Regions from separate parts of the Homo sapiens genome. Here region 2 is linked to region 1. A link is an interaction called in ENCODE POLR2A ChIA-PET data of the cell type or tissue named here. Cell type or tissue: HepG2. All regions are shown on one strand. Links, peaks and the distances in the headings refer to the core of each region. The heading gives the core; the rest is flanking DNA. Region 1 overlaps UQCC1 (ubiquinol-cytochrome c reductase complex assembly factor 1). Region 2 holds the start of GDF5-AS1 (GDF5 antisense RNA 1).

What was found. ChIA-PET counts read pairs that join two places held together with the same protein. Peaks named below come from ENCODE experiments on the same cell type or tissue, not always from the same donor. Only the 100,000 strongest peaks of a DNase experiment are listed, where the experiment ranks them.
Region 2: POLR2A ChIA-PET joins it to region 1 with 6 read pairs; 9 of 35 experiments call an interaction of 5 or more read pairs at or near these places.

The regions. Positions count from the first base shown.
Region 1 is chr20:35,319,110-35,334,508 of GRCh38, reverse strand. All of the region lies in intron 7 of UQCC1 (ubiquinol-cytochrome c reductase complex assembly factor 1), which reads left to right. Among named protein-coding and RNA genes, the nearest start is that of FAM83C, 34 kb to the right of the region's middle. In HepG2, for the core only: no CTCF peak of the experiment used is centred there; DNase peaks (open chromatin) are centred at 6,518 and 7,108.
Region 2 is chr20:35,417,858-35,433,256 of GRCh38, reverse strand. GDF5-AS1 (GDF5 antisense RNA 1) reads right to left here and starts at 228. Exons shown (of 2, transcript NR_161326.1): 1 at 94-228. RefSeq lists a silencer at 5,318-5,518. In HepG2, for the core only: no CTCF peak of the experiment used is centred there; DNase peaks (open chromatin) are centred at 1,126 and 1,446; H3K4me3 peaks cover 724 bases; H3K27me3 peaks cover 88 bases.

The DNA.
Region 1 (15,399 bases), core at 5,950-8,449:
AAGTAGGTGTTTGCTAGACAAGAAGAGAATGCCAGGCAGAGGAACAGTGTGGATAAAGGCACCGAGTTGGTATGAGAAGACAAACAATGTTTGGCTTTGTTTGGTGACATTCTTACTTCTCCTGCAATGGTAAATGCAGATTCTCTTTATCCAGACTAGCTCCATTTTGAGATCCTTGTGTGTGTCTGATATTTACAGACTCATCCACACTTAAGGATCTGAGTAGTAACATGTTTTGTCTTAAGTACTGGTCACACACAGTACTTCTTCCTTCTTTGTTAAGGACACTTCAGACTCGGTTTCTGAGTAAGGGGGTTCACTGAGTAGTTGAGGGGTCATGGTCCAGATTTGGGTTTTCTCCATAGCACCAGCTCAGGTTGGGCTCTTGAAAATGCCTTCTTGTCGCTCTAAGGGTTTTGGTTACATAAAAGTATTAGGAATGTAAAATTTTACAATATGATCAGCACAGCACAAACTAAATTTCTAGCCTTTAACCTAGAAGCATATATGGAAGGCTTTGTGTTCTAAACTGCCCCCTTCCCAGCCCCCGGCCTTCAGGAGAGGTCATTGTACAGCTCTTTCCATGGTCACTGCTCTCTTCACTTTTACTGGAGGGCAAAACTAGGGCAGAGAAATAATTTTTATTCACTTCTGAAAGGTTACAGTAATAAAGAAACTCTTGTTAACATCAGAGAACGTTGCAGCCAAGAGTTTTCACAGTCTGGCATTGTTTATTTTACATGTAATTTGGAACCTTCTGCACTCTTAAAATATTGGCACAAAAATGTTTTAACTCTTGAAGTACTTCTCTGTACACCGCAGTAGTTTGGTGTCAGGGGGCAGCAGGACTCTGGAGAGCCGTTTGCCCTGTTCCTGTTGGAGAGAGAGATGGTATAAGCATGTGTATGTGTGTAACATACACAGTCACTCGTGTATTTATGTGCCCTTCTGCATTGAGAATTAAGAACTTTCTTTGTCCTGATGAATTTCCATGCTTCTCTTTATTAAACAATGAGAATGGTATAGCAGTCCCGCTTTCCTTTTGCCACAACTGCCAAAAAGTACAGCGCTTCCCTTATTTAGATATTTTGATGTAAGTATTCATTATCCCCTTTCTTCTCCCGCCCCCCACAGACTTTATTACTTAAGTCTTTTCTTTTACTTTTATTTTGGTTGCGGTGCATACTATGGGCCAAACTCTGTGCCAGGAATTTTACAGACATCATCTCATTTAATCCTTACAAATTACCTTGTGATAGAGTTGGGAGTGTCCCCATATTACAACTGAGGAGAACCAAGGAGCAGAAAACTTAAAGGACTTGGCTGTGGCCGCCATAGTAAGTCACAAGCCCAGAGCTGACGGATTTCAAAATCTTTGCTCAAAAAAAAAAATTGGCTCTTTTGGCCATAACATGTGCCTTTTGTTGTAATCCAATTTGAACCTTTTTTTTTTGGAAATAGGTAGAATATAAGTAATTATGAGTGAACTAATGGACTAACTGATCCATTGATAGAAGCACAAGTCACTTATGTTAAATGAGATAATAATACACAGAAGTACCTGGCTCCATCAAAGGGTTTTTGTTCTTGTTGTTGTTTTATTAGGTTGAAATTAAGATATGAAACGATTACAGAAGGATGCCTTGAGGTAAGTGGGAAGAATGCTAGGCTGGGGATTAGGTTTCCTATTTCCAGGCTCAACTTTGCTCTCAGAGTTTGGAGGACATTCTCTTTCTCGCATCTGTCTTATGTCCTGTGGGCTTAAAATAGAGCGATTTATTAGCCCAGCCCTTGCTAAGACCTAGGCATTCCCCAGGACTGACCATTTTCTTTGTAACCTGTCTGGTGTGGGGAGCTCTTCTTTCTCCAAGTCTGGCATTTTCTTCCTTGGCCTCCAAAATGGGGCTTTGGCAAAAGAGGCAGCACTTGCTGCCACCAGGTGAGCTCTGCAGAGCTGTCACTAAGCCAGGCCCTTCTCCAGCAGAGGACTCCTTCCCCAGCAAGAGTTCTACTCTGGCTCTGAGAAAAGGATACCGTACTGCATGTGCACTGCAGCCACCATGCCTTCCTGCAGGCTGTGAACCTTCTGTTAAAGCCAGCATGGGAATCCCATACCTTCTAGTCCTGTTCCATTTTCAGTACTTACCAAAGGAGCAAGAAGAGCTCAGGACCTTTCAGCTCTCCTTTACCCAGAGAGAGCTCTGTTCCCTTTTGGAAGACACACCTACCTTTGGCTTCAGATGTCCCCATGATGGAGAATCCCAGTTAGTACATGCACATACAATTCTGGGCCCAGGAAACAGGCCATTCCCCCAAAATCTAGTGAGGGCCCCTGTGTGTTCTGCTGTTCGCCTCTAAAGTGTGGCATTCAGTGCTAGAAAGTTGAGAGGCCGGTGCCCAGTTTTCCAAACAGTTCTTTTCCTGTCATGTGGTCTTTGGAGCCAGACAGACATAGGTTCTAATCTCTGCTCTGCCACAATGTTGCTTTGAGATCCTAGGCAAGTCTCTTTACCTCTCATTGTCTCCATTCCATCCTCTATAAGGTAAGTCACGCACAGTTATGTGACTTAAACAATATGGCTTAGCACAGTGTTTGGCACATATTAAGTACTTGATAAATGGGAGCTATCAGGATGCTGTATTTGGACATTTTCAATAGCACCTAGCATAAGCTGTCATATCTTGAAGGGATTTATAGGTGCATCTGTGACACCACACTGGATTCTGGCTTTCTGGAGGACAAAGATCCTATCTTTCATCCGTCTCCTGTTCTGCCTGGCATGAGTAAGGCACATAGCAGGCACTCAGTTGATGTTGGCTGAATCTTTTAGGATGACTTGGGCAGAGCAGGGTGGGCATAAATGCTTTAGTTTCTCCATCTGTGCCTGGGGAAATAGTAACCCCTTATTTTGGAGCCTTTGAGGACAATTTAAAACGATATGTGTGAAGTGTTTGGAGCCCTTTGAAAGGAGGGTACTGGAGAAATTAATGGTGTTTTTGCTGTTCTTGGGAAAGCCCTTTGTGGTTCCCAGTGAATAAATTACTTGGAGTGAGTTTTCTCACACCTCCTACTCTGCTCTGTTCACCGTAGCTTTTTTTTTTTTTTTTAAATAACTGTCTGCTGTAATACTTCTTTGCCCATGACTTATAAAGATATATATTTTTGGTGTTGGACTTTTGACCCCTTTCTGCTCCCAGGAGAGAAATTTTGATCAGAATAATAAAAGGTGTAAACTGTGTGTGTTGCCCCCTTTCCTAGGCCTTGGGCAGTTTAGCTGCTGGGGTTAGGAATCAGCTGGCTTGTGGTATGTGTATGGTTATGGGGCAAGTAGGAGATGATTCCTGTTAAGCGCTGAGCAGGCTTCTGTCTCCTGCTCTTCTTTTCATCCCTGTCCCATACCGTTTTGCTAAGATTCTTCAGATTTCAAATGAACCTTGTTGTCTTTGGCATTTTCGATAGGTGTTTGTGGCTATACTCCTTCTCCTTCAAAGACAGAAGGTGTTTATCGTCTCCTGTGCTTTAGGTCCCAAGGTGAGTTGGCTGCCAGAGAAGAGCCTCCCTCTAGAAGGACAGTGGGAGAACTGAAAAACACTCACCAATCTTGGAGCTACAAGAGTGGAGTTAGACTTAGTTCCACAATTAACCAGCAGGCTCCAATGCAGAGCCTGGACCAGGTTATTTCTAAGGGCCTTTCCTGCTTGAAAAAAAATCCATGAGATAAAAATTTTCCAGCCCAGGGTAGAATTTCCAAGAGTGAACACAGTTTGCAAAACTTTCTACTTTTCTCCAAGCCTCTCTTGCCCTGTAGCACTGGAAGAACTGGCTCCGTCCCTAATAGCCTCAGTTCAAAGGGACCAGAAGAGACTAGGGTAGTTGGGGACAAATGTGGGGTTCATAACGTACTAGGGGTATCTCGTCTGATGAAGTGGTTGGGTATGGATGTCAGAAGAATCTCACTTGGTGATGATCCTCAGGAACTATGTAAAGGAATTTTAGATTGCCCTGGCTGATGGCAGGAAGCCCCACCCAGGGCTAGCCCTAGCTGGTCAGAATTGCCAAGCAGTCAGTGTTTTTATTTTATGCCATCTCCTAATCATTTCAGTGGCCGCCAAGCTCCTAGAAGCTTGACAGCCACAAAGATGATCCTAATTCAACCCTTTCCAAGTGAGGACACTCAGTCCTGGTCAGGAAAAAGGCTTGGTCAGTGTCATATAGTAGCGGTAGTAGCAGAGACTAAAACTCACTTCTCTTGATTGATTCTGTTGCTCTTTTCGTTACTTGATACTATCATCTTTGCTGTTCTCTAGAGCCACTACACACACCCTGCATTTTGTGTTGCTGGGAAAAGCCTCCAATCAAAGACCTCCTGATCCTTTTCTCTTAAGGTCAGCATTCCAGTGTCTAGCACAGTGCTTAGCACATGGTAAGCCTCCATCCAATATTGGTTGAATGGTGAATGAGTGAGTGAACTCACAGAGTCTATTCCTAACCCTATCTTCTTAGAATCAATTCTATACTTACACTGCAGTTTACCTGATTAAATTCATGCCAAATCGTTAAGGGTTGCCAACAGGATCTGTTTTAATGGTCCCAGATAACTCTTGCATTTTAACCAGAGTTTTCTGTAAATAGCGTCTTTGGAAAAAGCAGTGGTTGCAGTAGTAAGACATACAGGCACTGTGACGAGCTCTTGGGGTTGACTATGCCTCTCACTCCATGTCCTACCACAAGACTCTTTTCTCCTGTGGGCTTAACCCCTGCATTGGGTACCACCAGAGGGCAGTAGCTCCGCCAGGATCTGGGTGGGGCTATGTAAAAAAGTTCTGGAGGCTCTGAGGTCAGACCTAGGATACAGTAGAGACAGATGTTTCTTTCAGCTGCCCTGGGTGTGCCATGAGTATTTCTGGATCCATTGATGAGGCAGCTGTAACACTCTTTTCTCACTTTGTTTCCCCCAAAATGCTGAGTGAATGGCCCTGTGGGGTTGGTTGGAGCTGAAGGGGCCCAGCTAGAGTGGAGGGACTTGTTTTTCCATGTTCATTGTCCTCTCTTTAGCTGGTCTTTCTGAATGTCAGTGATCCTTGCCATCAATGTGACGTGCCTGGTTCTCAAAGGAGCAGGAGGAACTATAAGGAGCCCTTCTTTAAAACAACCACTATCAGGGCCTCAACTGTCCTACTGATGCTCAGATCCAGTCCTGACCTCTCACCTAAACTCACTGTCGGCTGCTTCTTCACTGGTCCTCCTGCCTCTTGACTCTCTTCATCTCAGATTCATTCTGCAAATCATTCAGCAGCCTGACTAATCATCCTAAACTCCCGGAGTTCGGGAATTGTCTCTTGTTTACTGCTGTAGCCTCAGCTCCTAAAACAGTGCTTGATGCCTGGGTAGTGCTGAATACATTTGATGAAGGCAATATTGAATGTATTTCCTCTAGATCCAGTAGCATTATTAATTTGTATGGTTTTATTAAGAATTGTTTCATTCATTTATTCAAGGAACATTTTTGTCTCTCGCCACATGCTAATCCCTGAATGTGGTTGGTAGATAATATACCAGAGATAAGTGATCTTACAGGGCTTACAATCTAGTTTATGCTGAGAAAGGAAGTTGAATCTTTCCTGGATTCACTTCCACACGAAACAGACGAACGAGAAAGATATGAGTTCACTTGCTTTTTTGTTTTGTGTTCACTGCAGGCTTCTTCCAGGAGTTATCCCAGGGCAGGGCTGAGTGTAATGGGAGGATGAGGCAGGAGAGTAGGTGAGCCCCAAGGTCCTGAGAGAAGCTTCAGAGACTTCCAGGCTCTCATCTCCAAGTGGGGGATTGGGTTGAGTTTATAACCTCCTTTCCAATGCAGTATCACAGAGTAGTTGAGAGTGCTCACATACTGAAGCCAGTTTGGACTCAAATCCTGCCCTAGCCATGTGACCTTGGGCAAGGTCTCTATGCCTGTTTCCTTTCTATGCCTCAGTTTTCTCTCCGTAAAATAGACATAACTGTAATACCCACCTTACATCGCTTGTAGCATTGTGAGGGATAAATGAGTTATCACATGTGAGGTTCTTTAAACAATGCCTGAGAGTGAAATAGATGTTTGCCACTACTAATTTACTTACTGTTAGGCATTTTCATCTGTTAATATGAAAAGGAAAAAGGAAAGGTGGTTTTGCATAGTTGTGATGGAAAAACTGAGGCTCAGAGTGATTAATCTTTCAGACTCACCAGGTGGGGAAACAGGGCTGTTGGGGCCCAAAATTTACTTAGATTTCAGTGCGTTTCCTAGGTCTGAGTTGGGACTTAAATACAGAACACCAAAGAGATCATCTCTTTAACATACAGCATTCTAACTGAGTTTGTCTCTTTCCTTTGGATAAAATACCTTTCTAAGAACATTTTACTGAGAAAAGAGGACAAAAGAGAATTACCCTATAAAGATGGAGTCACTCTCAGAACTCACAGGCTGTGTCAGTTCCATGCTTTTTTTTTTTTTTTTCCTTTTTTTGTGAGACAAAGTCTTGTTCTGTTGCCCCGGCTGGATTGCAGTGGCGTAATCTCACCTCACTGCAATCTTTGCCTCCTGGTTCAAGCAATTCTCCTGCCTCAGCCTCCCTAGTAGCTGGGACTACAGGCACCCACCACCATGCCCAGCTAATTTTTGTATTTTTAGTAAAGAAGGGGTTTCACCATGTTGGCCAGGCTGGTCTCAAACTCCTGACCTCAGGTGATCTGCCTGCCTTAACCTCCCAAAGTGGTGGGATTACAGAGGCATGAGCCACTGCACCCGGCTCTGTCAATTCCATTTTAAGGGATATCTGAACCTCACTCTTGGCCTCAACCTTGACCACCTCACTACTTAAGTAAGAATGATCATATGGCTTCTACCTGGGATCCAGGCTCAGCCATTCCCAGGATGCTTCTACAGGAATGTACAAACTATCCACTGAGTGGCAATTCTGTTTGAGCCTTAAAACAAACAAAAAAACTTGGACTAGGAGCCAGAAGACCTTGTCTCTGTGAACCTCTTGACCATTTATTAGCCAAGTGATAATTGGGTGAGTCACTTGACCTTTCTGAGCCTTTGCTTCCTCATGTCTTCAGCAGGGAACAGCCTCTTTCTCAGATAACCATTGGGTCAGTATTTTGGCAATTGTACAGCTCTGAACAGTGAGCAGTTAGGACACAGCAGTGAAAGACAAACATTCTGTGACCTGTGTGAAACAATGTAAATGTCTGCTTTACTGTTTTGAGCTTTAGACTTTGGTCTGACCCATTGTGCCCAGGTGGAGTTAGCAGTTAACTCCTGTGATTCAGTTCATTAGGGTGACCCCGCCCCTTTCACTCTTCATTGCTGTGGAGAAGAAGAAGGCAGGGCTGTTGGATGAAGGGTCAGGAACCTCAAGATCAGTAAGGGGCTAAATTTTGGGTCCTCTGAGAAAATGTTGCCATCTGGGCAATATGATATCTATTTTAGGATCGCTGGGAAAGGACTCGGGTCAGTGATCTCAGTGTTGCCTTTAGATCCTCTAGGTTGTTCAGGGCCTCAGCATCCATGACAAGTGACAGTGGCTCAGCTCTATTAGCAAAGAACTGACCAACTTGTTGATCTATATTCACCTGTTTGCCTTTTGTGTCTGTGCAGTTGACATGGTTGGTAGTGATGTGGAACAAGCATCCTGTAGTTTTCCACTGTACCCAGTCTGCCTAAATTTAATAGAAAATAATTAAAAAAGCCAAGTAGTGCCTGCAGCTTTTCTGCGCTCATAAATGCAGTCATGAGGCTCAGGGTGCAATTAGCAGCCTCCAAGTGTCTCTGGAAACCTGAGTGTGTCAGCGTCTTCTTGCTGACGGTAATCAGACCTCATGGCTGCAGTCAGAATGCAGAGGGCCCGGAGTAATGATACCGACCTACATGTAGTGAACAAATTACTGGAAAAGGGGCTCAGGCTCCTAGGCCCTGGTGTGTTATGCCTGTGCTCCACTGGAGACGCCTGCCGGGCTCAAACTAAATACACATCTTGCTCATATTACATCTTATCCAAGTAAGATTTTCCATTACCACAACATAGGAGACATGAAGGGCATGGTGATTGCTAAAATCATACAAGACTGGTTGTCTGCGCTTGGCACTGCCAGGGTCAGAAAGTCATCAGTGTATGATTGCATATAACTTGCATTCCGTTTTCATCTTTCTGTTCTCTCCACTTTCTTCAGTGAGGTCTGATTACATGCAAGTCATGGCCTCCCCTTTCCTCCTCCTCATCTACTCGATAATCAAATCCCGTTGCTCTGGCTGTAGTCATTTCTCTTGAAAGCATGCCTTCCTCTTTGTTCGTGTTGTCACTTCACATTGTTTCAGTTCCTTACAGACTCTCATCTACACCATTGTAGCAGCCTCCTCTGGTTTTCCTGCCTCTGGACCTTCCCCCAACTTTGTGATCTGTACTTCTAGGGTTACTTTTTGAAAATAAATCTGTCCATGCAATTTCCCTGTGCTTAAACCCCTTCCTTGTTCTTTCTTTCATGTGGCTGGCGTTCAGGGCCATTTACAATCTCACACAAACTGCCCTTCCAGCTCCACCTTCTGATTCTTGCCACCATGAGCAGCTTCTGTGTTTTTTTGTTTTTTTTGTGTGTGTTTTTTTGTTTTTTTTTTTACAAACTTCCCTTTGAAAATGCTGTACTTGTTCACCTCCCTGTGCCTTTACACATACCATTCTTTCTGTCTGAACATACCTGTTGACCCTTTAATACCCACTGTAATAAATGTTGCCTCTTCTCTCAAGCCTTTCAGTCCCTATACCATTACCGTTTTGTACATACAACGTGCTAGGTGTGTCTCCCACGTGAGATTGTAAACTTCTTGAGGACAAGTACTGTGTTTTATTGATTTTTTTACCTCCAGCATATACCACAGTAGAATACAGCAGTTACTCAATACGTGCTTATCAAACATGTACAATGCAACGTAGAATTCTGTACCAAGACCGTTTATAGTCTGGTGAGGAACATCAGTTAGCTCATGATACCACTGTGCCAAATGGATAAGTGTCCTAAGAGAGGCTTTAATACACACATGGTTAAGTCACAGATTGAAATGCCTGTCTGAGAAGAACTGTTTGTAACTGGGATTTCCTTTATTGTGGTAAAATATACATACATAATATTTATCATTTTAACCATTCATAAATGCTCAATTCAGTGGCATTAAGTACATTCACAGTGTTGTGTAACAATTTTCATTATCTATACCCAAAACATTTTCATTATCCCCAACAAAAACTCTGTGCCCATTAAATAATAATTTTCCCTTTCTTCCTCCCATCAGCCCCAGGTAGACTATTCTTCTTTCTGTCTCTGAAGGTACCTAAGTACCTCATATAAATCAAATTATACAATATTTGTCCTTCCATGTCTGACTTATTTCATTAAGCATAATGCATTTATGAGTGCATTTTTAAGGTCCATCCATGTTATAGCATATATCAAAATTTTATGCCTTTTTATGGCTGAATAATATCCCTTGGTATGTGTGTACCACATTTTGTTTATCCCTGTCATTGGACACTTGGGTTGTTTCCACCTTTTGGCTATCATAAATGATACTACTATGAAAATTGGTGTACAAATATATCAGTTCCAATTCCCGCTTTCAATTCTTTTGGACATATAGTTAGGAATGGGATTGCTGGGCTATATGGTAGTTCTATGTTCAGCCTTTTGAGAAACCGCCAAACTGTTTTCCACAGTGGCTGTACCATTTTACATTTTCTTCAACAATGCATGAGGGTTTCAGTTTTTCTACATCCTTGCCAATACTTATTTTTCTTTTCTTTTTAAATTATAGCCATCCTAGTGGGTGTAAATGGAATTATCTTGCTCGGCCAGGTGCGGTGGCTCACGCCTGTAATCCCAGCACTTTGGGAGGCCAAGGCGGGCAGATCACAAGGTCAGGAGATCGAGACCATCCTGGCTAACACGGTGAAACCCCGTCTCTACTAAAAATACAACAAATTAGCTGGGCGTGGTGGTGGGCACCTGTAGTCCCAGCTACTCTGGAGGCTGAGGCAGGAGAATGGCGTGAACCTGGGAGGCAGAGCTTGCAGTGAGCAGAGATGGCGCCACGGCACTCCAGCCTGGGCAAGAGTGCAAGACTGCGTCTCAAAAAGAAAAAGAAAAAAAAATTAGCTGGGTGTGGTGGTGCGTGCCTGTAATCCCAGCTACTTGGGAGGCTGACTTTAGCTAATTTAAGCAAACAAAGGATTTATTGGAAGGTAACTAAGGCTCATGGAATGGAGAGTTTAACAACAGAGCTCAGGAAGGAAAGATACAGGGCAGCTAAGGGATCTTAGCAATAGGAACTTATGTATAGTCTCTTTGGGGTGACCCAACTTTACTATTTTATTTATTTATTTTTTAGAAATGAGGTCTTGCTGTGTTGGCCAGGTTGGTCTTTAATTCTTGGCCTCAAGCAGTTCTCCTGCCATGGCCTTCCAAAGTGCTAGGATTACAGGCATGAGCCACTGTGCCCTGCCAAGGGTGATCCAACTGTAGCTTCCTTTTATATTTGGTTGTTTGTACTCTCAGAAGCAAGAGTCAGATTAGCTAAGCTTCAGCTATGTGCCCATCTCTGTGATGAGAGGACAGCATTCTAGGATCAACAGCCTGCCAACTCGTGGAAATGGGAAAGAGTAGGTCCTGAACATAAGGAAGAAATGCAGAGAGAGAAACCTCAGTGTCACAGTACTTCTAAGATCTACTGACCCATTGAGGCAGATGATGGAGGCAACCTGACCAATCCATGGAATAGCCTCTGGGTGTTTCTCTTGGCCATAGAATCTTGAACGCCCTGGCCTGTGACCAGTGCCAACCCATTGTAACCATATATATCTGACATTCTTTCTTGAAACCTCTCTGGTTTCTCCATGTTCATTCTTAAGTACGGTTGGTAAGACAAAGACTTTTGACTATTAAAATAAATGAGGGGAGAAAACTTTTTGACCTTTGCATATGGCTTTTCCTTTAATATAGATAATAATAATTACCTTTTCATATTTCTGATTTATCTGTTCATGAGAAAGATTTGCTCTGGGATGCTATTACATCTACTTGGTCAGACCCTTGCTTCATCCTGTTATTTTTTTATTTTGATATAGACATAATACTGTGCATTTGACCTTGTCGAATCTCATCTTCTTTTTAAGGACAGTTTTTCTAAATTTAAAAAGAGTCTATTTTACTCTTGCTTTCCAAAGTGCAGAAATGAGCAATTTTAGCTTTGTGCTTGTGTGATTCTTCCATTTCTCATATGACTCATCAGAAGCAGAAAGGTGTGATCGCTTAGAAAAGACAGTAGATTGGGGCCGGGCGCGGTGGCTCACGCCTGCAATCCCAGCACTTTGGGAGGCTGAGGCAGGCGGATCACAAGGTCAGGAGGTCAAGACCATGCTGGCTAACACGGTGAAACCCCGTCTCTACTAAAAATACAAAAAATTAGCCGGGCATGGTGGTAGGCGCCTGTAGTCCCAGCTACTCAGGAGGCTGAGGCAGGAGAATGGCGTGAACCCGGGAGGCGGAGCTTGCAGTGAGCCGAGATGGTCCCACTGCACTCCAGCCTGGGTGACAGAGCAAGACTCCGTCTCAAAAAAAAGAAAAGACAGTAGATTTAGAGACTGACCATCTGAGTTAAAAGTCCCAGCACTGTCACTTACAAGCAGGATGTGATTTGACTACAAGTGACTTAACGTTTTTGTTTTTGTTTTTGTTTTTGTTTTTTGAGACAGAGTCTTGCTCAGTTGCCAGGCTGGAGTGCAGTGGCACAATCTTGGCTCACTGCAACTTCTGCCTCTCGGGTTCAATGGTTCCCCCGCCTCAGCCTCCTGAGTAGCTGGGACTACAGGTATGCGCCACTATGCCCAGCTAATTTTTTGTATTTTAGTAGACATGGGGTTTCACTATGTTGGCCAGGCTGGTCTCGAACTCCCGACCTCAGGTTATCGGCCCACCTCAGCCTCCCAGAGTGCTGAGATTACAGGCGTGAGCCACCGCACCTGGCCACTTAACAGTTTTGAGCTTCTGTTTCCTTGTTTATAGAATCAGGACAACAATAGCATTTTGGCTGTGAGCTCCTCGAGGGCAGGGTTGTGGTTGTGAGGCACAAATAAGATAATAAAATGAAAATATTATTAAATGCATTGTGTAATCATTGTTACGACCATCACTGTCATCATTATTATCAGTACGGATTTTAGATAGTACCCAGGATTATTTCCTTTAGGACTCCGCACCATCAGTGCTGTTGTTGAAACTGCGACTCTTTCAAGCCAGGTGTTGGCTTCTCTAATGAGTATGCATGAGACTTGTCATGTGGAATACTACAAAAAGCTTCCAGAAACCAAAGTAGATTATAGCTATAATGTTCCCCTTATTCAAATGCCCTAAAAGAGACGAAAGTTAAATTGCCATGGTAGTTTGATCATCCCAGAACCGTAGTGTACCTCATCAGCTCCTTTTGAAGATGATTGTGGACTTAATATTATGTGTTCTCATGTTTTCTCAACTGGACAAATGACTAGAATTTCTGAGGACATACATCTCTTCTCTCTTGGCTATTTTCCAAGCCTGAGGGAAGGACTCCTGTACTTCGTGACTATATAGAAATTAGGGCTGCTGGTTCTGCAATTCTGTCTGCCAACCATGTCCCTTGTTTTTCAGCACATTATCAGGCTATGCAGTCTTGAACATGTAGATCCCAAGCAGCAAAACTAGAATTTTCAAAATAAATAAGAAAGGGGTTTGTATTATTATTACTATGTTGTAGAGACAGGACCTCACTTTTTTGTCCAGGCTAGTCTTGAACTCCTGGCCTCAAGTGATCCACCTGCCTTGGCCTCACAAAGCATGGGGATTATACACGTAAGCCACCTTGCCCAGCCAATAAGGGAATATTTTTAAACAGCATGTCATCATAGCAAGCTTCCCTTGTACATTAAAAGTTTGAAATGTTTAAAATGGATTTTAAAATGGACCTCCTCATGCTGGGTTTAGGTTGGCCTTTCATCGCAACGGGAACATACTCTATTTAAATGTTCACATTATTTTCTAAAAAGAGAAAAAGAAATTGTCTTTCATTTAAAATATTTTTCTTTTTATTCTTGGTATTAACAACTTTTTCTGGAACTGCTCAATATGCATGCGTGCCTGAGCGTGCGCGCGCGCGCGCGCACACACACACACACACACACACACACACACAGTTTTGTTTGTATTTTGTCATCATTGCTAAAAGACCCTCAATAGATCTTTCAGTCGTAATGCATGTGAGTTAACAGGTAGACTTTTTTATTTGGTCTCTCCATGTCCCCCGTCTCTCTTGTCTGTCTACTCTTACTCTGTTTCTAAGTATCTCACAAAATATTCCACAGTGGGCTAATTTCTAACCTGAACTTTAAATAGGCTAGCTGATGTTCAGTGCACATCAGCCTGTTGCCGCACAATGACTGTAGAACATGGCGTTGGCACTGCAAAGCATTGGTGGTGGCATTACTGTCTACTACAGCAAACTAAAACATGACCTACAATCTTGTGTTGCATTGTTGCCTTATGATGAATTTGATATAGTCCTTAGGCTTCAGCCAGCAACTCTAGCTGTCCTTTGTCATTCATTCATTCCAGCAAATTCTTAGTCTGCTACTGTTAGCAACTTTGCTTCAAGCCAGTAACCTTAAAGCTTATTCTCACCTTCATGCTCATCAGTGTTTTCCATACCAACTTTCTTCTGTTTTCCCATTCCCCCACCATAATTACACCCACTCTCAACCTCAGGTTTTCCCAGGAGTGGAGCTTGGCTCTACTAGGGATATCTGATGTATTAGTAACCGGCCACTGATGACCCATCTGGTGGCTGTCTCTAGCTGCCACTGGAACTGGAATCTCTGAGTTGTGTTTACTCAAGACCACATTAGCATTTCTTAGTTCTGCCTCTGCAGATAGCCTGAGCTGTGGGGCACAGGAAGGGGCAGCTACATTCCTTCCAGTGTCTATTCCAACACAGGTAGGCAATGGAGTTGGATTGCTCTGTATTCTTATCTTGACCCCACTATTTCCTAGCTGTCTAGCTTTAACTTTCCCAAACATCAGATTCCTCTTCTCTAAAGTGGAGACAGTAACAGTTCCTGTCTCTTAGAGTCCTTGGGAAGGTTTAAGTGGGCTAATGTGTAAAGTTGTAGCACAGTTATTGGCACTTGGTAAATAATGAATGATGGGACCCGTCTCCAGACTTGAATCACTTTGGGGCACCTGTAGATGGGGGAGAGGGCAGACTTAGTAGAGAAAATATGTGTGCTAAGTCTTAGAGGATAAGGAGTTAGCATCCCTTCCATCAGTGGATAAAGAAGAGAAGAATTCCTGGCAGCAGTATGACTAAGAAATAGATGACAGCATGATGTATCTGTGCACATACTTTACTGACTGCAGGGTGAAGTAAGATGGGGAGGCAAGAGGAGGGGAGGCAAAAAAGATGGCCAAGAGCAGATCACTAGAAGCCTTGTAGAGTCCATGGAGGAGTTAAAACTTGATCTCCCATCAGTCCCTGTATCCACATAGTCTGGTTCCTCTGTTAAGCAGTCACATAAATATCTTTAAGGCAGCAACAGTGAAAAGGGGAAAGAGAGCAGCGAATTGGCCTCAAATGAACTGGCATCTCTTTAAAGCTAATATTCCTCCTTGAGAATGCTACTTTAATTAAACATGTGCCCTGCAAGATTCATTATTGCCTTACTTGTGTTCTCTGTTGGTTGTCTCATTCATTAATCTGCCGATTAGTAACCCTGAACTCTTGCATCCCTTCCTTTTTTTTGCATTCCCTTTTTAATATACTATGCTGTTTCCCCTGGGACATAAACTCCAGGACCCGTCCCTGGCCTGCTCGTGTTTGTTTTCTTTGCCCCTTGTGCCTGCCTCTGCTATAATATTTGTAGTATGTGTTAAGTAATCCTTAAGGTAACATTTTTATTATGTCATAAAAAGTGCATGGCAAATATATTATAACTCATGGACTTTGTTTAAAAATGAACGGATAATTTATTGAGTGTGTTACATGAGCCTCACTCCCCTCCCCATTTCAGCTGAGACCTGCTGCTCATTTAGCCAAGCCTCCTATTGAGTGCTCCCTCCCTGTGACATGCTGGGAAAGCAGGCCTGTGGTTGGCTAGAGGTGACATCATAGTTTATGTACTCAATAAAAATTTAATTAAGTCATTACAGGAATTGCAGTCATCATTTAACCCTCTGATTTCTTCTGTTTAGTTTATTATTAAACATTCAGTAATACCAGTCACTGAATCCTGGTGGCTTATAAAATATCTGCATGAATTTTAATGGCTTAAATAAATGGGAAA
Region 2 (15,399 bases), core at 376-2,875, 100 kb before region 1:
AAACTCAGTTTTCAGAGCCCTATCCCCACCCCCACTCCTGGAAACTGAAGCACAATGGGACAGAGAGTGCAGCTAAGCAGGGCCAGTGCTCACCTCTAACCGCATTCCTGTTCCTTCCAAAGGCCCCTGGGTCCCGAGCTCTATTTGCTCCATTGGGGCCTGGCAGCAGAATTATATTTTCTTCTTGAGATTCCTTAGTCAAGTTTGTTGTCTCCAAAATAGATCCCTAAAAGGGAGGGAAATTGGGGATTTCATTTCTTCTAAAATCATTCCTACATCATCGACCAATATCTGCCTGCCCTGCTACCCCCATACTCACAGAATTACCTGGGCACCATTGAAAGAGTCCTTTATCTCTCCCCTGGGGAATCTGGGCTGCCAAGGCTCTCCTTCTCCCTGTTGGGGCATCTCCTCTCGCCACTGACCACTGTTCCTCACATGACCATGTCTGTGGCCCTGTTGCCCTCCAGCTTGACACCCTCACTACACCTCACTGCTCACCCATCAGCCCCCAGCTCCAGAAACAGAATCGGAGTCCCCTGCCTTTATATTACACATTATATAAATACATAATTATACATCAGATAAATAAACTCCCCACTAACCTCAGACAGACAAATGCCAGGCACACCCTGACAATGTTTCCTGCTTGGGGCTTGGCCCAGAGTAAATGCTCACTTCCTTTTCTCAGCTGGAATCTTTGGGGAGGCACAGGGCACAGACTTTTGGGAGGGGAACATAGCCCTCTGGTGGGGAGACAGGCATATGGGTGCCTTGGGCTGAGGACTCCAGTTCTACCTGGCAGAATAGACACAGGGAGAACCAGGAGCAGTCTAAGCCTCCACTTCCCACCCAGGGGGCTTCAACATTTCCCCTACCTCCCTCCAGCTGGGTCTTTGATTCCTGGGGCTCCTCACCAAAGCTGCTTCAACAGTAGGGATTCCTACCCAGCTATGGGCAGACCTTGTGCCCTTTCCCTCTAGGCCTGAAGCTTGGGCACAGTGCGGGGGCAGCCTACCTTTGAGCTGCCTCCTTGGTCTGGAGGCTATTACCTCTCTCTGAGGGGACAGACTGAGCCTGGAGCCTCCCCTCACTGGCTGGGCTTCGTTGTGTTTGGCTAGTGGTGGGCCTGGCAGCTCTGGAAGTAAACAAAGGAGCTGCCGTGGCAGACAGAGCTGTGGTGTGTGTGAGGGGAGAATGGGCCTGGAAGGGAGGTGCTGGGGAAGCCAAGGAGTGGGCTGGGGATCCAGGGAGAGCAGTGTAGAAACTGGGGGGCCAGAAACCCAAGGGCAGATAGATAAGATGAATGGGTCACAGGTGGGGCTGACTCCCACAGGTATTATTTCCTGGGCTGCGTGTCCCTGGTTTCTTGGAAAGTTCTGACCGAACTGGAGCTTCTCTCTGCCTTAGCCCAGTCAGAGAGGTTCATGTCATCTGAGCCACAATGCCCCTCCTACTGAAGGCCTGGGCTCCCAATGGACTGTTTGGATTGACACGCTAGGAGTTTCCTCTACCACCACAACCTGCCCTAGGGCTCTCTTTCAGACTGTGGACCCTCCTGCATTTTCCCACCCAGACTCTGGGGATGTGATCAGGTCACCCATCCTAACCACAGGATCTGTTCAGCTGCCTCCTTGGAAAACACTCTCCCCCAGCCACCCACCTCCAACCGCAACCATAACAAGCTGCAAACTGGTACTGTTCATTCTTGCCCCAAAGGGTACAAGGCATCTATCATACTTGAGAGTTCACAAACACTCTCCACCCATGGTCACTCAGCTCTGAAGGCTGCACACTTTCAAAATTTCAGTTCTGTCACTTAGAGTTAGAGGCCTTGGGCAAGTAACTTAATTCCATGAACCTTGGTTTCCTCATTTGTAAAAAAAAAAAAAAAAAAGAGGGTTAACAATATGCTTATTTCATGGTGCTAACTGCAAGGATATGAGAAGCACTCAACACAGGAGCAGGCACAGAGGTGGCACTCAGGATGTGTTAGCTGTTATCATTGCCATGCCTTGCGTAGTGAAGCAGGTAAAGCAAGAACTCTCCACCCTCACTTTTTACAGATGCGGAAGCTGATATCCAAAGAGGCAGAGTGATAACTACAGCTTCCTGCAGGTCTGCATTCTTCTTCTTCTTCTTTTTTTTTTTTTTAAAGACAGGGTCTTTCTTGCTTTGTTGCCCAGGCTGCAATTCAGTGGAACAATCATAGCTCACCTCACTGCAGCTTTCACCTTAGCCTCCCAAGTACCAGGACCACAGGTGTGTGCCACCACATCTGGCTAACTTTTAAACTTTTTTTTTTTTTTAAGAGATGAGGTCTCACTGTGTTATCCAGGCTGGTCTTGAACTCCTAGCCTCAAGCGATCCTCCTACCTTAGCCTCCCAAAGTGCTGGATTACAGGCATGAGCCACCGCACCTGGCCCTCAGTGTTCTTCTTTTTTTTTTTTTTTTTTGAGACAGAGTGTCCCTCTGTCGCCTAGGCTGGAGTGCAGTGGCACAATGTCAGCTCACTCACTGCAACCTCTGCCTCCTGGGTTCAAGAGATTCTCCTGTCTCAGCCTCCTGAGTAGCTGGGACTACAGACGAGTGCCACCATGCCAGGCTAATTTTTGTATTTTTAGTAGAGATGGGGTTTCATCATGTTCGCCAGGCTGCTCTTGAACTCCTGGCCTCAAGCAATCCTCCTACCTTGGTTTCCCAAAGTGCTGGGATTACAGGTATGAGCCACTGCGCTGGGCCCTCAGTGTTCTTTATACCATTCTTGCTGCTGCTCTCTGGGCCCTTGACTCCACTGACTGCAGTCCTGGCAAGCTGTTGAATCACCTCCCTGGGTCTTGGCTCCTTGGTCTTAAAAGTTTCTCCTTGGGGACACACAGCGCTGTTAGTTTCTTGCGAGAAACAGCTAAGCAGAGTTTAAGGCAGTGAAAATTGAGAGGCCCATGGGGGAGAAAAGAGAAGAGGCTTCCAGTGCTCTGTCCCCCATCTCATGGCCCCTCCACATCTCCCAGGGTCACAACAGGAGAACCCGCTTTTCTAGGGCATGGAACATACAATCTCGGGAAACCCCTCAGACTTCTGACTCCACAACTAGTTCTGACCTGAATACAGATGTAAGAAAGTATAGTGGGGAAGTGTTAGTCACACAGGCCTGGGAATCAGGCAGACCTGAGTTCTAGTCCTGGTTTTACCACTCTCCAGCTGAGCTACTTTGGGGAAGTTCCTTAAGCTCTCTGAGCCTCAGTTTTCCTATCTGTAAAAGAAGGATAATATCAAATTTACTGGGCCTAGGATTCAGGAGAGGGAACATTCATTCATTTCACCAATCATGGATCCAGTCACTCATTCATTAATCAGTGACTATTTATTGAGAGTCAACTATGGGCCAGATGCTGTGCTGAGGATAATAATAACAATCACCATTGTTAATGTTTATCAAGGACTTATTGCATGCCACGTACTTGTGCTTTACAGGAATTCTCTTACCTTGCAACAATCCTGTCCTCAAAATCTGTGCATAAATGGAAGAAGACATAAAGATTCCAAAAGATGTTAGGATAAGATAGGCTGAATCAGAGGAGATAAAATAAAAGAGAGAAAACAGTCAAATTATCCATCTGAATTCATGAAACCAACTGCACAGGTATAGAATGTAAAAAAACATGATTTCACAGTTTCAGATGGGGAAGAAATGGTGCTGTAGGTGGCTACGAACTCAATGGAGCTGGCTGGAGCTAGCTGAATATAATGCGGCGGCCTAAATGCTAATACAATTGTGGGCTTCATTAATAGACACGTAGCACAAACCCAAGGAAATTGTGGTTTCACTCTGTTCAGTGACCACAGTGAGAGGGGCAGAGGAGGACAGAATAATAAGGGGCCTAGAAACAATGCCTTGTGAGATTCAGTTGAAGGAACTAGAGATATAGAGATAAAAAAAGAAAAGGAGGAAGAGGAAGAGCAGAGTGATGACAACTTAGAGCAAATGATCACAGCTTTCAAGACTGAAGGACTGGCCGGGCGTAGTGGCTCACATCTGTAATCCCAGCACTTTGGGAGGCCGAGGCAGGCGGATCATGAGGTCAGAAGTTCGAGTCCAGCCTGGCCAACACTCCCGTCTCTACTAAAAATACAAAAATTAGCCGGGCGTGGTGGCATGCACCTTAGTCCCAGCTACTCCGGAAGCTGAGGCAGGAGAATAGCTTGAACCCAGGAGGCGGAGGTTGCAGTGAGCTGAGATCACACCACTGCACTCCAGCCTGGGTGACAGAGCAAGACTCCATGTTAAAAAAAAAAAAAAAAAAGACTGAAGGACTACCATGGGTAAAAGAGAAGTGATTGGTTTGTGTGGCTCCAAAGCACAGATCTGTAAAGAGAAGTAAAGGATAGCTCATTGCTGCTGTGTGTTCAGCAGCTCCTGGTGCCAGGCACTGAGCTAAATGCTTTTGTCCTGACTTCATTCATTCCTTACAACCATCCTGGGAGATAGCTACTATAATCTCCATTGTACAGATGAGCTACTATACTATATTCCTCCTTAGGCAGAAGTCAGATGAATTTAAAGGAGAGCTTTTTAAGTCTAAAGATGGAAAAGGCAAAATACTAAGTTCTCCATGGCAAGAAGAGCTTAGGGGTGGGTGTGGTGGCTCACATCTGTAATCCCAGCACTTAGGGAGGCTGAGGTGGGAGGACTCCTTGAGAACAGGAGTTTGAGACCAACCTGGGAAATATAGGGAGACTCTGTCTCTAAAAAATATTTAAAAATTAGCTGGGCATGGTGGTGTGTGGCTGTAGTCCCAGCTACTCAGGAGACTAAGGTGGGAGGATTGCTTGAGCCTGAGAGGTCGAGACTGTAGTGAGCTGAGATCACACCACTGCACTCCAGCCTGGGCTGGGAAACAGAGGGAGACCCTGTCTCAAAAAAATAAAAAATAGGCCAGGTGTGGTGGCTCACACCTGTAATCCCAGCACCTTGGGAGGCCAAGGCAGGTGGATCACTTGAAGCCAGGAGTTCGAGACTAGCCTGGCCAACATGATGAAACCCCGTTTCTGATAAAAATTAAAAAAAATTAGCTGGATGGGGTGGCGCACACCTGTAATCCCAGCTACTTGGGAGGCTGAGGCAGGAGAATTGCTGAACCAAAGAGGTGGAGGTTGCAATGAGCCGAGATCATGCCACTGCACTCCAGCCTGGGTGAAAGAGTGAGACTCCATCTTAAAAAAAATAAATAAATAAAAATAGAAAGCAAAAAGTAAAAAAAGAGTTTAGATAACGACTTGGGAAACTGGAAAAGGGATTTGAGCTTGGTTTAGAGGAAGAGAAAGAGCAGTGCAAGAGAGGGAAGTTGACTAGATAAACACTAAAGATCCCTCCAATCCTGCACATTGAACATAGGTTTGAGCTATGGTGTCAGACAGCCTGAAATTAAACTCCAGCTATGCCTCATTCTTGCTGTGTGAACTTGTGCAAAGTCACCACAGCTATCTTTCCTCAAGTTTCCTCATATGTCAAATGGAGACAATAATAGTTCTTATATCATGGAGCTGTTGGGAAGGTTATATATAATGTTCATAAAAAGTCCTTTGAAGAATGTCTGGCCTATAAACTTTACCTGTATTTATTGATAATGGGGGAGTCAAGGCCTGCAAACATGACATATTAAATAATAACAAAAGAAGTAAAGAATATAGCCTAGCCGGGCGCAGTGGCTAACGCCTGTAATTCCAGCACTTTGGGAGGCTGAGGCGGGCGGATCACAAGGTCAGGAGATTGAGACCATCCTGGCTAACACAGTGAAACCCTGTCTCTACTAAAAATACAAAAAATTAGCCGGGCATGGTGGCAGGCGTGTGTAGTCCCAGCTACTCAGGAGGTTGAGGCAAGAGAATGGCGTGAACCTGGGAGGCGGAGCTTGCAGTGAGCCGAGATCGCACCACTGCACTCCAGCTTGGGCAACAGAGTGAGAGTCTGTCTCAAAAAAAAAAAAAAAAAAAAAAGAATACAGCCTGGGCCGGGAGTTGTGGCTCACTCCTGTAATCCCAGCATTTTGGGAGGCCAAGGCGGATGGATCACATGAGGTCAGGAGTTCGAGACCAGCCTGGCCAATATGGCAAAACCCCATATCTACTAAAAACACAAAAATTAGCCAGGCGTGGTGGTGCACACCTGTAGTCCCAGCTACGTGGGAGGCTGAGGCATGAGGATCGCTTGAACCCGGGAGGCAGAGGTTGCAGAGAGCTGAGATCATGCCACTGCACTCCAGTCTGGGTGACAGAGTGAGACTCTGTCTCAAAAAAGAAAAAAAGAATACAGCCTGTGCAACACACTGAGACCCTGTCTCTGAAATAGCTGGGCCTGGTGGTACACGCCTGTAGTCCCAGCTATCTGGGCAGCTGAGAAAGGAGGATCACTTGAGCCAGGAGTTTGAGGCTGCAGTGAGCCATGGTCATGCCACAGCACTCCAGGCTAGGTGACAGAGTGAGACCCTGTGTCTGAAAAAAGAAAAAAAAGTAAAGAAAGAAATAAAGAATTATGTGAGAAATACATAATAGTTTAACTCAGGTAAATAAGAGAAAGAAGGTAATTAAATGTTCACATGACAAGTGAGTGGAACAATGGAGAAAATGGTAAGAAGGCTTCACGGAGGATAAGGGACTGAGCTGGGTCCTGAAGACTGAATGAAACTTGAGTGGAGTTTGTCTTGATCGATTTTCTGTTGCTGTAACAGAATGCTACAGAATGGTTAATCTGTGATGAACAGACATTTATTTAGCTCACAGTTCTGGAGGCTGGGAAGTTAAAGAGTGTGGTGCTGGTATCCAGTGAGGGCCTTGTGCTGCTTTATCCCATGGGCAAAGGGCAGAAGGTGGAAGCGAACATGTGAAACAGAGAAAGGCATCCGGGGCTGGATTCGCTTTATAACAACCCACTCTTGGCTGGGCGCGGTGGCTTACGCCTGTAATCTCAGCACTTTGGGAGGCCAAGGCAGGCGGATCACGAGGACAGGAGTTCAAGACCAGCCCTGATGGAGCTTAGTAGAAACCCTTTCTCTACTAAAAATACAAAAATTAGCCGGGCGTGGTGGTGCGCACCTGTAATCCCAGCTACTCAGGAGGCTGAGGCAAGATAATCGCTTGAACCCGGGAGGCAGAGGTTGCAGTAAGCCAAGATGATGCCACTGCACTCCAGCCTGGGCGACAGAGTGAGACTCCATCTCAAAACAAAACAAAACAAAAAAACAAAAACCCACTCATAATAACTAACCTGCTTCTGTGATGACAACATTAATCAATTCCCAGTGACTCAGCCCTCATGACCCAATCGCGTTCTTATTAGGGCCCACCTCCCAACGCTATGGTATTGGGGATTAAGTTTCCAACACATGAACTTTTGGAGGACACACTCAAAATACTCAAGCCATAGCAGGGTTGAAGGAAGACATATTCAGCATAGGGACTATATGAGCAAACGAATAACATGAGTTTGCAAGGTGCAGAGGACATATCTTCCCATCCTTAAAATCATATCATGTTGATGATTGGTTCCACTGACTCTGTGAAGGATGGCTTCAGCTGGGAGCTGCCAAGTCCCTTAGGTTTGGGCACTTGAGGCTGTCCACTTGCCTTCTGAGAGGTGCTGACTTGGAGAACAGAGAAAACCCAACAGCCAGGGCCTCAAAGATTAGACATATCGCTTGAGAGTTGGTGAGGAAAGAAAACAGTAGTAAAAACTGGTACTAGGAACTCCATGATATACGTAATATATTTTTGATATATAATATATTTTACTATATGGTAATACTCATATAGTAAAAATGATCCTTGAAGATTCTTTTAACTCTCTCTTCTCTTAACAAGTTTAGTATGACCATTTTTCCCCTCCAATAGGAAAACAGTTTCTTTGATTAAGGCCCATGTAAGCAGCTGCCTTGCATGTAGGGGCCATGTTGTAAGAAACATTTATCCTTTTTTTTTTTTTTTTTGAGTTGTAGTTTTGCTCTTGTTGCCCAGGACGGAGTGCAGTGGTGTGATCTTGGCTCACTGCAACCTCTGCCTCCCAGGTTCAAGCAATTCTCTTGCTTCAGCCTCCTAAGTAGCTGAGATTACAGGCGCCCGCCATCATGCCCAGCTAATTTTCGTATTTTTAGCAGAGACAGGGTTTCACCACGTTGGACAGGCTGGTCTCGAACTCCTGACCTCAGGTGATCCTCCTGCCTCAGCCTCCCAAAGTGCTGGGATTACAGGCGTGAGCCACCGCACCTGGCCAGAAACATTTATCTTTAAACAATAAAATCACATTCAGCCCAGTGAGATGCATACTCTATGAAGGAAGGAACCAAGACCAGCCGTGGAAACAGCACAGATTCATGTTCTCATCTCAAGCACTGCTAGCTGATTCTTCTTCCTTTTCTTTTTTTAAAAAATTGTGGTAATAAACACATAACAAAATTCACCATCTTAGCCATTTTGAAGCGCATACTTTATACTGTTAACTATATTCACATTGCTGTGCAACAGATCTCTGGAACTTTTTTATTTTGCAAAACTGAAACCCTCTACCCATTTGAGCAGCTTCCCATTTCCCTTTCCTCCCAGCCCCTGGCAGCCACCCTTCTACTTTTTGTCTCTATGAACGTGACTACTCCAGGTACCTTACATAAGTGGAATCATAGAGTATTGGTCTTTCTTCTTTTTTTTATGTTTTCCCTAAGAAGTCAAGTAAGTCAAATGGGTACATAATGTGACTCCATTGTATTTGTTGAATGAATGAACAATAACTGCCTTCAAAAGAGTTTATAGTCTAGTTATAGAGACAGGAATGCAAACAAATAATTTCCATTATTTTTTCTTTTTCTTTTTCTTTTATTTTTTCGAGATTGAGTTTCGTTCTTGTTGCCCAGGCTGGAGTGCAATGGCACCGTCTTGGCTCCCTGAAACCTCTGCCTCCCATGTTCAAGCTATTCTCCTGCCTCAGCCTTCCAAGTAGCTGGGATTGCAGGCGCCTGCCACCACGCCTGGCTAATTTTTTTGTATTTTTAGTAGAGACGGGGTTTCACCACATTGGCCAGGCTGGTCTCAAACTCCTGACCTCAGGTGATCCGTCTGCCTTGGCCTTCCAAAGTGCTGGGATTACAAGTGTAAGCCAACGTGCCTGGCCATATTTTTACTTTTTTTTGAGACAGGGTCTCCCTCTGTGGCCCAGGCTGGAGTGCAGTAGCGCAATCTTGGTTCACCGTAACCTCTGCCTCCTGGGCTCAAGCAATCCTCCCATCTCAGCCTCCTGAGTAGCCAGGACCACAGCTGTGCACCACCACGGCCAACAATTTATTTATCTCTTTTTTGTAGAGACGGGGTCTTGCCATGTTGCCCAGGCTGGTCTTGAACTCCTAAGCTCAAGCAATCTACCCGTCCAGCACTTTGGGAGGTTGAGGCGGATGGATCATTTCAGGCCAGGAGTTTGAGACCACCTGGCCAGCATGGCAAAACCCTGTGTCTACTAAGAAAACAAAAATTAGTTGGGCATGGTGGCACAGGCCTGTAATCCCAGATACTCAGGGGGCTGAGGCATGAGCCTGGAAAGCGGAGGCTGCAGTGAGCTGAGATCGTGCCACTGCACTCCAGCCCGGGTGGCAGAGTGAGACTCTGTCTCAAAAAAGGATAGAATTTAATGCCTGCTTGGAAATGGTTTCAGTATATTCAATATCATTCACCCCTTCCTATTTTGCCATGTTTAAGAATTGATTTTAAAGTCTTAGTAAGATATGTAAAATGCAAGACAAGATAAATCAAATGTGAATCAATAGGAAAAGAAAACAAGGGAACAAAATGAAGCCAAGAATGGGGCTAAAATGTGGATCATATTGATCTATATCTGCTACAGGTGAGCAATACCTAAGCTGTCTAGCAATCAATACAAAGCAAGAAAATAGGCTATTACACAGGTTATTGCATCTGAGTTAATCAAGCATTGCTCAGCAAATTGTACAGCCATTCTTGAAAACTAATGTAACAAATATCTTCAATTACATTATTACAATAAACACAACAATAAGATTCATAGAAAGGTTTCTTTTTCTTTTTCTTTTTTTTTTTTTTTTTTTTTTTTTTTTGAGACAGAGTCTTGTTCTGTCACCCAGACTGGAGTACAGTGGCGTGATCTTGGCTCATTGCAACCTTCTTCTCTCAGGTTCAAGAGATTCTCATGCCTTAGCCTCCCGAGTAGCTGGGATTACAGGCACATGACACCACACCTGGCTAATTTTTGTATTTTTAGTAGAGACAGCGTTTCACCACATCAGCCAGGCTGGTCTCAAACTCCTGACCTCAAGTGACCGCCAGCCTCAGCCTCCCAAAGTGCTGGGATTACAGGCATGAAACACCGCGCCCGGCCAATAGAATGGTTTCTTAATAGAATTGTCTGCACTGCACTAAGGGGCAAAGAAAACAACTTTGTGTGGGGGCCAATAAGACACAGAAACCAGCCCTCTGCTGGGTTAATTGACAGGTAAAGGGCATAGACTGTTCCTCAAAGAGAAACAGACATCATAACTGATCCCATTGGCAAATATTGTCCTGTAGTCATAGAGTATATATATTCTGAAAGTTCTAGAACAGTTTCAGCATAAAATTTGTCTTTTTAATAAAGGTCATTTGGCCAGGCTCAGTGGCTCACACCTGTAATCCCAACACTTTGGGAGGCCGAGTCAGGTGGATCACTTGAGGCCAGGAGTTTGAGACCAGCCTGGCCAACATGGTGAAACCCTGTCTCGACTAAAAATACAAAAATTAGCCAGGTGTGGTAGTGTGCACCTGTAATTCCAGCTACTCAGGAAGCTGAGGCAGGAGGATCTCTTGAACACCAAAGGCGGAGGTTGCAGTTAGCCGGGATCATGCCACTGCACTCCAGCTTGGGTGACGGAGTGAGACTCTGTCTCAAAAAAATAAAAAACAAACCATGATTTATGGCTGGGCAAGGTGGCTCACACCTATAATCCCAGCATTTTCAGAAGCCCAGGTGGGAGGATCGCTCATGTCCAGGAATTTGAGACCAGCCTGGGCAACAGAGCAAGACCCCATCTCTACAAAAAGTAAAAATAATTACCTGGGCCTAGTGGTATGTGCCCGTGGTCCCAGCTACTTGGGAGGCTGAGGTGGGAGGATCACTTGAGCCGGGAGTTTGAGGCTGCAATGAGTTGTGATCATGCCACTGTGCTCAGCATGGGTGACAGAGGGAGACCTTATCTCTAAAAAAAAAAGGTGATTGGCTGGGCGTGGTGGCTCACACTTGTAATCCCAGCACTTTGGGAGGCCGAGGTGGGTGGATCACCTGAGGTCAGGATGCACTATCAACATAACTTGCTGATCAAGACCAGTCTGGCCAACGTGGTGAAACCTTGTCTCTACTAAAAATACAAAAATTAGCCGGGGGTGGTGGCAGGCACCTGTAATCCCAACTACTCAGGAGGCTGAGGCAGGAGAGTTGCTTGAACCCCGGAGGCAGAGGTTGCGGTGAGCCGAGATCGCGCCATTGCACTGCAGCCTGGGCAACAGAGTGAGACTCCATCTCAAAAAAAAAAAAAAGGTGATTTATTAAATATTTAACTTTCCTAAAGATTTTCACATAGATAAATTTGTAAATCAGCATAAATTCTTGATAGACAATGGCTTTTCGTTTTAGGAAAGCACAATCACTTTATTTGAATGGAGGTGGGTACCTTCGGCTTGATTGCATAATCTAATGGGATTGGGACACTGCCCCCCTTCCCTTCTTCTTTCTGGCTTCCTCTAACAGTTTTTTTCTCCAGGGAAAGAATGTATCACCTTACCTCTTCCAGGGAGGGACTCTTGATCCTTGGCAGTTAACAGAGAATAAAAGAGGTTTCCTTATTTGAAGCTAAAATGAAAACAACTTGGATAGCTTTCCAGTTTCATATACAGTGAAAGCAAGCTAGAGCAAGCCCCAAAATTGGGGTCGCATTAACATCTCAACTTGCCAAGCCTAAAGAGCATGCTGGAAGTAAACTATGCTATGATCTACAATCTATTCTCTGTAAACCAGCTAAGAGAGCCCTTTTAAAACATGTCACTGCTTTGCTTAAAATAAAATAAAATAAAATGCAAACTCCTTATCATGGACCTTCAAGGCCCCCAAAATCTGGACTCTGCCTGCCTCTCAGACCTCATCTTTTTTTTTTTTTTTTTTTTTTTTGAGACGGAGTCTCGCTCTGTTGCCCAGGCTGGAGTGCAGTGGCACGATCTTCGCTTACTGCAAGCTCTGCCTCCCGGGTTCACACCATTCTCCCGCCTCAGCCTCCCGAGTAGCTGGGAATACAGGCGCCCACCACCACGCCCGGCTAATTTTTTCTGTTTTTAGTAGAGATGGGATTTCACTGTGTTAGCCAGGATGGTCTCGATCTCCTGAACTCGTGATCCACCCGCCTCGGCCTCCCAAAGTGCTGGGATTACAGGCGTGAGCCACCTCGCCCTGCCTCAGACCTCATCTTTTATACTGCAACCCTCACTCATTATCTTCCAGTCACACTGATCTTGGCTTTCCTTTTGTCCTCAAAATCTTCAAGCCAATTCTTGAATTGTGCTATTCTTTCTGCCTGAAATGCTCTATCAACATAACTTGCTGATCAAGTCAGTTGTAGTAGTCCAGGTGAGAGAAGACGTTAGTCTTACCTAGGAAGGAGGCAGTGGAGATTGGCGAGGAGCAGATAGAATTCATACGTATTGGCCGGGCATGGTGGCTCATGCCTGTAATCCCAGCACTTTGGGAGGCTAAGGCAGGTGGATCATGAGGTCAGGAGTTCAAGACCAGCCTTATCAACATGGTGAAACCCCGTCTCTACTAAAAATATAAAAATTAGCCAGGCGTGGTGGTGGGTGCCTTTAATCCCAGCTACTCAGGAGGCTGAGGCAGGAGAATCACTTGAACCTGGGAGGTGGAGGTTGCAGTGAGTGGAGACGCGCCATTGCACTCCAGCCTGGGTGTCACAATGAGACTCCATCTCAAAAAAAAAAAAAAAAAAAAAAGAAGAGGAAGAGAAGAGACACAGAGACAGACACCCAGGGAGAATGTCATGTGATAACAGTGGCAGAGATTGGAGTTATGCAGGTGCAAGGTAAGAAATGCCAGGGATTGTTGGCAATCTCCAGAAGCTAGAAAAGGCAAGGAAGCTTCCTCTCCTGGAACCTACAGATAGAGCGTGGCCCTGTCAACACCTTGATTTCAGACTTCCAGCCTCCATAACTACCAAACAATACATTTCCATTGCTTTAAGCCACCCACATAGTGGCACTTTTTTATGGCAGCCCTAACAATCTAATGTAGTTATAAATGGTGGTTTTGAAGAAGGTGGACAGAGTATAACTTAATAAAGGTTGAAAACCATATTTAGTGGTACCAATATAATATTTGCATGATTTTCTTCGATAGTACTCAAGAATCCGGAGGCAGGCATGGAATAAATAGACAATTGGAGGGTTGAGGTCTTTCTAGGTGGACGAGATAGGAAGACAATTGAGCAAGGGAGTTAATACTGGCAAGAGAGAAATTAAAACAATAGACCAGATGGGAACTAGATGGGAGAAGCAAAGAGGGGAGAGGGTCAATAGACTATAAAGAGAAGAGATAAAAAGTGTGGTGTCTCAATGGGGTAGAACAACAGGCGTACTAGGGGTAATGAATGAAAACCAGAATAATAGGATGGTGAGAACACAGAAGGCATAAATTAAAAATTTCAGAATTCAAACAATTCTGGTGTTGAGGTCTAAAATTGGCCATGGGAGTGGGTGGGGCAGCACACTTTATAGAAATGGAACAATCCAATATGTGGCCTCTTGTGACTGGTTTCTTTCATTTAATGTTTTTTGAGGGTCATTCATGTTGTAGCATGTATTAGTATTTCATTTCTTTTTATTGCTGCGTAATAATCCATTGTCTGGATATAGCATATTGTGGTTTTTTCATTTTTTTAGTTTTGCTCTTGTTGCCCAGGCTGGATTGGAGTGCAATGGCACGATCTCGGCTCATTGCAACCTCCACCTCCCGGGTTCAAGCAGTTTTCTTGCCTCAGCCTCCCAAGTAGCTGGGATTACAGGCGCCTGCCACCATGCCCGGCTAATTTTTTTGGTATTTTTAGTAGAGACAGGGTTTCGCCATGTTGGCCAGGCTGGTCTCGAACTCCTGACCTCGAGTGATCCCCCCCACCTCGGCCTCCCAAAGAGCTGGGATTACAGGCGTGAGCCACTGTGCCTGGCCACCATATTGTTTTTATCTATTCTTTGGTTGATGGATATTTGGGTTGCTTCTACTTTTCGGCTATTATGAATAATGCTGTGATGAACATTTGCAAACAAGTTTTTGTGTGGATATATATTTTCATTTCTCTTGGATATATACCTAGGAATGGAATGGCTGAATCATATAGTAACTGTATGTTTAAAATTCATAGAACAGCCAGACTGTTTTCCAAGAGTTTGCAGTGAGCTGAGATTGCTCCAGCCTGGGCGACAGAGCAAGAGTCTCTCTCAAAAAAAAAAAAATTTTTTTTTTCTTCATAGAGATGGGGTCTCACTATGTTGCCCAGACTGGTCTCAAACTCCTGGCCTCAAGGAATCCTCTTGCCTGGGCTGCCTGAGTTGCTGGGATTATGGGCATGAGCCACCATGCTTGGCCCAATTGTTTTATTTTAAATAAACGGCTGGGTTTCAATGTGGGGCCTATAAAGAAGTATGGGAATTCTGAGGGGTGAAGTCATTGTGAAGAGAAAGATGGGCAGAGGGAGCTTGGGGAGAACAGTGGAGATTGCTGGGGCTTCAGGCTGAGGGTTTGGGGTACAAGAAGTTGAGGAGCTCTGGCAGCGGAGGGAAGCCGAGCAGCACTGGGGAGCTGAGGTTAAGGAGAATGGGGAGTCCTCTGTGAGAGGACTATGGAATCTATGTGAGATAAAGTTGTCTATACTGCCAGCCCATTCCTAGAAAGTTCCTTCTACTTTCTGCATGAATGAAACCTGGCCTTCCCATTTGAATATTACTTCCCTTGTAGCCCTCTCTGGAATGTTGTCTGCCATCATTATATGCTCTGTTTGTGTTAAGACTGGGAGTTGACCAGGTACGGTGGATCACCCCTGTAATCCCAGCACTTTGGGAGGCAGAGGCGGGCAGATCACCTGAGGTCAGGAGTTCGAGACCAGCCTGACCAATATGGTGAAACCCCGCCTCTGCTAAAAATACAAAAATTAGGTGGGCTTGGTGGCGGGCGCCTGTAATCCCAGCTACTCAGGAGGCCGAGGCTGGAGAATCGCTTGAACCCAGGAGGCGGAGGTTGCAGTGAGCCGAGATTGCGCCATTGGACTCCAGCCTGGGTGACAGAGCAAGACTCCATCTCAAAA